2 separate regions of the Homo sapiens genome follow, and region 2 is linked to region 1. Evidence: chromatin loops called from intact Hi-C (ENCODE). Cell type or tissue: PC-9. All regions are shown on one strand.

The links. Hi-C counts contacts between places; a loop is a spot of excess contacts. Peaks named below come from ENCODE experiments on the same cell type or tissue, not always from the same donor. Only the 100,000 strongest peaks of a DNase experiment are listed, where the experiment ranks them.
Region 2: a loop joins it to region 1, with 4 times the contacts of the local background. A loop is called at or near these places in 9 of 110 quality-filtered maps.

What each region holds. Positions count from the first base shown.
Region 1 is chr5:123,032,995-123,036,994 of GRCh38, forward strand. PPIC (peptidylprolyl isomerase C) reads right to left here and starts at 3,731. Exons shown (of 5, transcript NM_000943.5): 1 at 3,515-3,731. The coding sequence starts at 3,631. PPIC-AS1 (PPIC antisense RNA 1) reads left to right here and starts at 2,928. Exons shown (of 2, transcript XR_001742868.2): 1 at 2,928-3,294. RefSeq lists silencers at 2,427-2,599, 3,908-3,957. In PC-9, no CTCF peak of the experiment used is centred here; DNase peaks (open chromatin) are centred at 2,497 and 3,777; H3K4me3 peaks cover 1,913 bases; H3K27ac peaks cover 1,366 bases.
Region 2 is chr5:123,154,012-123,158,011 of GRCh38, forward strand. It overlaps PRDM6 (PR/SET domain 6), which reads left to right. Exons shown (of 8, transcript NM_001136239.4): 4 at 1,873-2,000. Among named protein-coding and RNA genes, the nearest start is that of PRDM6-AS1, 66 kb to the left of the region's middle. RefSeq lists a silencer at 3,897-4,000. In PC-9, no CTCF peak of the experiment used is centred here; a DNase peak (open chromatin) is centred at 1,690.

The DNA of each region.
Region 1 (4,000 bases):
GAATTAATCCTGATTCCATTTCCAAAGTAACTAGGGAACACACCCAGTACATGAGCTGCGATGTGGAAGAAACTGTTCTCAAATGCAGCTCCACCACTCAATGGCCATGGAAACTTCAGCAAGTTAATTAAACTCTGAACTCCCTTTCTTCATCTGTAAAATAAATGATGATTCCTTTCAGGTCTGCTCTGTCACAGTAGGATTAAGAAGATAAACACAAATAACACTAACAAGTGACTTCTGAAATCAGGGACTATGGACTATGTGCTTTACCTGCTGCTATGGTTTGGATATTTGATCCTAATGTTGGAGGTGGGGCCTAATGCGAGGTGTTTGAGTCATGGGTGTAGATCCCTCATGAATGGCTTGGTGCCATCTCAGTAGTGAATGGGTTCTCACTTTGTTAGTTCCCATGAGAACTGGTTTTAAAAGGAAGCTGGCACCACCCCCTTCAGCTTCCTCTCTCTCCACGTGATCTGCACCTGCCTGCTCCCTATCACCTTCCGCCGCCGTGACTGGAAGCAGCCTGAGGCTGTCACCAGATGCCCAGTCTTGAATCTTACAGCTCATAGCAGAGCCGTGAGCTAAATAAACCTTTTTTCTTCATAAATTGCCCAGCCTCAAGTATTCTTTTATAGCAACATAAATGGACTAAGACATCTGCTTTACCACATCTAATGTGCAAAGCCCTCCCAGGTAGGGATGATTTCTATCTCCATTTGACAAAGGAGGAAACTGAGCTGTGGACATTAGATAACTTGTCTAAGGCCATCTAGCCACAGCCTCCTGGCCACTACATGCTAATGTGCTTGCAAGCTGTAATATGTGTGCAGCTGGAAGGATGGTGGCATTATTTCATACACTCCCGATGCCGGATCCTGCACAGATCCCATGGCATTGGTTCAGAAATATAGGTCAGCAAATGTAATTCTGTGGATTTGGAGCCCAATGAGCCAGAGCCCCCACCTGAGCCTCTATGGCTGGGGCAGGAAGCTGCCAGGCTGGCCCAGCAGCAGGATCTGTGGACCAAGTTAGTGCCACTAATGGGCCATGTGGGCAGAATAGCACCTCACACCTCTCTTATTTACAGATTCCTATTTTTAAATGAAATCAGAGGTAAACAAAAACACTGCTGGGGAAAACAATACACTAGAGCAATGGCCAATTAATGTACTTGTCTGCACTCAGAGAAATTATTTTTAACGTCATTTTCCAATAGATTTAGTTGTCTTTACAAGTTCATGAAAAAGTAATTTAACAGAGCAGAATCTGTTTAAGACGCACCTACACAATCAGCTTTTAGAAAAACTTAATGACAAATTTGGTAGGGGGAAAAAAGACATGTTAAGTAACAATTCTGAGAGTAGGGTGCATGCAAACTCTCCCTCAGTGACAGTGTCACAGACAAGGGTTTAGGATGCTCAAACCCTTCCCCTCCTGCAGCCACCAGCTTCCTCCTCTCTTGGCTCCATCTTCCAGTGGTTCCCCGCCCACACTGCCTGCACATCAGAATCACCAAAAGCTTCTAAAAGATAGGATACTGAGCCCCACCCATACAGATTGTGATTGACTTGCTCTGGGGTGGGTCACTGCATCAGTAAGTTTAAGAAGTTTCCCAGGTGAAACCTGTTCCCAAATATTGCAGGGGACGTACTTACACTAAAAACATTTATTCATTGTTAATCTGATATTCACATCTAACTGGGCATCCTGTATTTTATTTGGCAATCCTATTCCCTCTCCCTCGCCCCCTTTCTAAACCGTCAGCAACTCCTGTTAGTTATATCTCCAAAATCTATTTCAAGTCCTTCCCTTGCTCCCCATTTCAATGATTACCACCCTAATCCAAGCCACCATCTGGACTCTGGCATGGTGCCCTGAATGACCTCCCATTTCACTCTCCACTGAGTGACCACATAAATTTCTCGAGTATATATTGAGATCATGCCATTCTTATGCTTAAAACCCTTCAGTGGCTCTGACTGCAGAATAACACTTCAAATTTTAAGAATTGCCTCAATACCCGCATGCCTACCTGCAGCCTCTAAGGCCCTGTGTGATTCCGCTGCTGCTCACCCCTCCAACCTCATCTCAAGTCACCTCTCATTCTGTGCTGAAGCCATTCCGTCCTCTCCACATCCTCTGAATGCAGGGAGGGCTTTCCTGTTTGAGGACCTATGCATATGCAGTTCCCTTTGCCTCCTTAGTCTTCTCTGCGCTGGTTTTTCTCATTTTTCAGCTATTTTTAAATGTCACCCAAAGTATATTACAGTTTATTTCCTCCAACATTTCATAATTGTGCGAATTTTATGTTTATGGCTTTATCCCAAGAGACCCCGTTCAGCTCTGTGGCCTTGCACAAACCATTTCCCAAAGTTAGACATGCCTACAAGATCAAGAGGCTGGGAGTAAGATCAGAGCTTCTCGAAACCATCAGGCTGTTTATCAGCCCCGCCCACAACGTGGCACGGCCTTTCTGCGACATCAGATGCTGAGCTGGACCTCCTCCTCCCCACCCCCTAGTCCTCCCCGTCCTCAGGTGGCGTCTGCGGTCGAGGATGTAAGCATTCTACTCGTTGATTAGTATCGTTTCCATTGACAAACCCCAGACTGATGAAGACCACTTTCAGCTGCAGCCCGCCCCCTCCAGCTTCAGCTTCGAAGACACTATTGCCAGTGGGTTTTCTAGAAGTGGTGATCATGGGCACCAAATTATCCCCTCCCTCTCCCTGCATTCTCCCATTATCGTCTACCCTTGGTTAAATACGCTGAAAAAAGAACTGAAGCGGAGTTAAGTACGAGGAAGCCTTAAAGACGCACTTTCTGGCAGCCCCCCGCCCCCTTTCCCCGCAGTGGAGGCTGCCCCAGGTCTACAGGTGCCGCCTTCGCCCGGCCTCGCGTAGCCCACAGCAGGGGCCGCCCGCCCGCCGAAGTTGAAGGCGCACCTCCCCTTCCCGGGAAGGACGACGGTTCCCCAAAAGAGGCGGAGGGTAGTCTCTCATCTGAACCAGGCGCTTTAATGCCTGCCTGAAGCCACCGCGGCCAGCGTGGAGACCACGCAGCGGGCGGGCGGCTGCAAGCCCTGGGCTCCGAGCGCCTCTCCTGTGCGGGTCCCGCCCCCCTCCCCGCATTCCTCTCGTTCTGCTCCCGAGCCCAGGCCACGCTGAAGGAAGTACTTGGGCAGTCTCTTTCCTGGAGAACGGGCCCGCCGGTTCCGGAAGCCTCTCCTACCCCCAGGCTGGTCACCTCGGACTACCGACCCGGGACAAGAAGTCCAAGCAGACTGCGGCGGAGGTAGGCTGGCCTCAGCCCAGCTCCCCCAGGGTCTCCCCCGGAGCGCCGGCCTCCCAGCACGCGAGCAGCCCCCTCCCACCCAGTCCCGCGGCCGCCTCCAGTCCCCCTGCGCCCGGGAAGCCTCCACCTCGCCCGCCCTGACACCGAGGTCCCAGTATCCAAAGCGCCCCCAGGGCCCCGCCCGCAACAGGGGAAGTTGCAGCCCGCCGCTCTCGGTCACCTTGGCCGTCACCGAGGGGCCTCGCTTGCGGAAGCCCTCGGCCCCCGAAGAAAACACAAGTGCGCCGAGCCCCACGCAAAGCACGAGAGGTAGCAGCAGCCGAGGACCCGGGCCCATGGTGAGCGGTGGCAGCGGCGCTACCGGCACGGGCGCTACCGGCACGGGCGCGACACAGGCTCTGGGACAGCTGACGGGACTGCCGGCCGGCTGCGCCTGCGCGCTCCCGGTTGCGGGGGATGGGGATCGGGCAGTCCGGGAAGGGCGGGGACCCGGGGCGCGTTCCTCCCAAGTTCAGACTCGCGACCCGAACTTGGGATTCGGAGGAGCGCGCCCACAGGGCGCAGCCAGGGCTCGACCGCCGCGCCTTAGGCGGGTGCGGAGGGCGCCAGGGACGGGAGGGAGCCCGGGTTGCCCAGGCGCGGAGCCGGGCGCAGCGGGCTAGGCTGGGAGCACCTCCAGGAATTTACCGCGTAGGCGCGGATTAAA
Region 2 (4,000 bases), 120 kb after region 1:
ATTAAGGGAACCAAATGGCTTTGGTCAATGTTGCAATTTTGAAGAAACTGGTTAAGATTAAAAATTTCAACTCTGAGGCTGTCAACAACAGTTTCAGAGTTGAAATTTTGAATCTTAACTAGTTTTTTTAGAAAAACAAAAACAAAAACAAAACCCCACAACAACAAAAACAGAAACAACTACAGTGTAATCAATCCTAAATATGTTGTCTATCATTAGATTGTTCATGTAGCAGATGTAGCCACCCCATGCAATGTTTCCATTTTTTGCCATTATCCAAAACCTAGAAATTTAAAGAAGTCATTAGCCTTAAATAAATATAATCCAAGAATCTCTTCACTCTGCTCAAGCTAAATTGATTATCAGCTGTGATCACCCTGGTGTGTTTACCCAGTCATAACTTCTCAATTGTTTTTAACAGATTAATGTTTGAATTTCATTGTGGGGTTAGTGGAAAGGTTGGGGTTGGAGAGGAATGAGTTCAAGAAAAGCAAAAAATAAAATAAAATAAAATAAATAAAGTAAAAAAAAACTCAGCTGTTTTTAAATGACTAGTAAAAAGAAACTGTCATCACTAAGCCCGTTTGCACCCCCTCCCCCGGAATAGAACTGCTGAGCTAAACTAATATGAATGACCATACTAATTTTGGAGCCTAAATGTAACCAGTGAGGCTCTCTCTAACACTTATTTTCCATGCTTATTTGAAAAGGAAAATTGGAAGGGCGGACTAGCAAGAGTGAGAGACACGATTTGTCAGGATGCTCTGGAGAAGTAGCTACCAGCAGAAGGATCCCACTGCTGATTTTATCTGAAAAGGTGCAGTGTATGATGGTCCTTCTGAGAACCATACCCTTAGGAAATTCTTTAACTGTCCCTGCTTCCTGGATGGCCCCAGGACTGGGAGTGACTTTCTAGAATTGCTGTGGATACATGACCGCCTCATCTCCCACTCCTCTAGATACCATGTCTCCCTAAGTGCCCTGAATCTGAAGTCGTTTCTGGAAAGGCAAGCTGTTGCCTCTGCTGTTGGCACTGACTCTGTGTTTGCTTGGCTCCCTAGTTGCTTTCACAAGACTTTTTGTCTCATGCTTATTGAGTGGTTTGAAGCAGATTTCATTTTCTCAAATGCTATCTTGAAAGGAAATCTGCTTGAATTGATGTGAGGCAGTAACAATTAGACAACTCGGTTAAGAAATGTAGGATTCATAGGAGACAGCCATTTTTTTTCTTTCCTTTTTTGAGGGTCTCTCTTTTTTTTTTTTTTTTTTTTTTAATGACTCCTCTCCTACTAGTTTCAGGTCCTGAAAACTGAAGCCCTACATCTTCTTTGAGGTGAGAGTCCATTTATTTCACCCAAATCAGAGTCTGTTTTGCCAGTTCTTTACGGCTCCATAACTCTCCAACTGCCTTCTGCTGGGTGTCGCCCAGCCTGTTGAACAGACAGTTACTGCCTCCCGAATGCCTCTGGGCAGTTGTGTGTTTGAGACTGGGGGGCCTCGAATGTGGATGTTCCAACAATGTCAGTGCGGCCTCTCCTTTCAGCTTGCTTTGTTTATCCAGCAGCTCATTATTTAAGACTAGCCTGTCAAAATAAGTTAAATATTCTTTGGGAAATATGGTCACATCCGTGAGATACCACAAATATGTTTAATACAGAGAAGATTGGCTTGATAAGAAAAACATGATCGACTTGCATCATCAAAACATATTTTCCTGTTATTCCGGTTGAGTTGTCCACAAGCATCAATAAGCACTAGCAAACCTAAGGGCAATAAATTTCTGCAGCTGACACATAAAGACACCAAGGGAAGTAGGGAAAATGATTGCTGATGATTCGTTCTAACTACTTGACCTTCTGACCTCTTCTCCAGATATATGACCAGGATGGGACACTACAGCACTTTATTGATGGTGGGGAACCTAGTAAGTCGAGCTGGATGAGGTATATCCGATGTGCAAGGCACTGCGGAGAACAGAATCTAACAGTAGTTCAGTACAGGTAAAGTATATCTTGATTTACCACCTACAGAGCTGAAGCCATTTGGCTTGCATATACAAATTCAGGCTTGCCACTGGTGGGTAAAAAAAATCCTGCAGAACTCTGCAAGGACTGGCAGACATTTTTTTTTTTTGCTAGGTTTCTGAAACCTCCTTAGTTCCTATGACAGTAAGAGCATTCATGAACATTTAGGATTAAAAGTGCTCGTAGATGGCCTCCTTCACTCCGTGCACATGGTGAAGTTACTCCCACATCATTAGAACTTCCAGAATGGTCTGAATGAGCCCAGCAAACCCACTGACTTGGGGTGCTTTTCCCAAGCAGTCGTCTTCACACAGATAAGTAGAAGGTCAGAGATTCAGCCTCAGGTCTCTTGCTTTCAGTCTCCTTCATGCTGTCTCCTTTGAGGAATAGCTTTATTTGCACAACAGCATGGGAAACCAAGAACTCGCTACCTTCCCAAGGATACCTTTCCAAAACCGTTAGACTTAGTGGCAGTGACAGAGCCAGGGTAACTCTCCTGCTCCGTCTAAAGGTGGCAGTGGGTTTGGCCCTTTGATGATTCAGGATTTGTTTCAGTTGATGAGGCAGTTTCCGGGCATAGAGAAGCCCCTGGTTTCCTGAAAGGTATGGGCAAAACACAGAGGATAACAAAGGCAGGGTGGAGCCATCCCCATTTCCCTTAGGGGGTCCACATAGGGAGGCCTCTGGGGAGCTGAGAAGCAGGGTGGATTCCCCGGACACTCAGCCAGTTCTTCTCAGTGCACCTGCTGGTGAAGCATTTCCACTTAGTGCTAAGGAAGGCTGGAGTGGAGATGAGAGGGCAAAAACAAATCAAATAGGAAAAAAGCCCCACCACTAAGCCTTCTTCTCTCAAAATCCCTCGAAAACGTGTGCTATATAAATATATGACCTCAGTTATAAACAGCCGTGTTCTCTTTAGAATCAGAAGCAACTGTTTAGCTTTATTAGGCACCACAGACACATCAAAGCAGAGGGCTCTGTGCTCAGCAACTTGGAGTCCTGCCTATGGCTATTTATTTTCCTTTCCTTTTTTTTTTTTTTTAAACGAAGCTTAAGTTTTTTCTTTTTAACTTTCTTCCCCTTGTTGGTTAAAGGCTGCACAAATTTGGCTTGCTCTCTGAGGTCTTCAATTAAAAAAAATGTGGGCAGTATGTGACTCACCGCCTTGGTTTTCAGTGCAGTTTTATTTCATTAAATAACAGTTTAAATGAAGTAGCACAAGACAGTATTTCATTACACTGCTGTATGTGGGCTTTATTCACCTTTATTACAGCTGCATTTCTGTTGTGAGGTTTTTTATAAAACTCTGAGCTAGAAAATTAGTGAAGATTGTACTTGTCCACTTAGTAAGAGATAGTTTGGTTCTGTAATGGGTACCCAGGGAGCTATAGAGGCAAATTCTGAATTTGGGAAAACAAGAACCCCCTAAGAGGAAGGTGGGCACGGGTAAGTCATTGCCTATCTGTCAATATTAAGTGGGTTTTTTACAACTCCCCCTTTCATGACGGCGCTTACACTATGAGCTCTCTCTGCCGATCTGTTTTCGATTACTTCAGATCTTTACAAAATGAAATACAAAAGCCCAATTTTAAAAACTGGCATTCATCACCAGTGACCACGTCCAAGAGTAAGAAAATAGAAAAGTTGGACCCTGAAGAGCCAGGCTAATTTTTATTGTACATGAATGTCCTCTTCACAAAAAGTCAGCTGGTTTAAATTCATTCTGTTATGATTTGTAATATCTAAATGGAATTTTCTTCAAAGCACACTTGATTGATTGACCCTTAGCTGAACGTTTTGTTTTTATTTTGAGGCTGACAATAATGTTTATTGGCATGTGTTCCACTTCAACTGCGTTGGGACGCCATGAAGCTATCTTTATGAGTCATCCAACCACAATACTAAATACATGTCAGCAAAGGAAATATTATCTGAAAAGGGAAAAATCCCTTTGATGTGCTTCAACATGCAGAGAT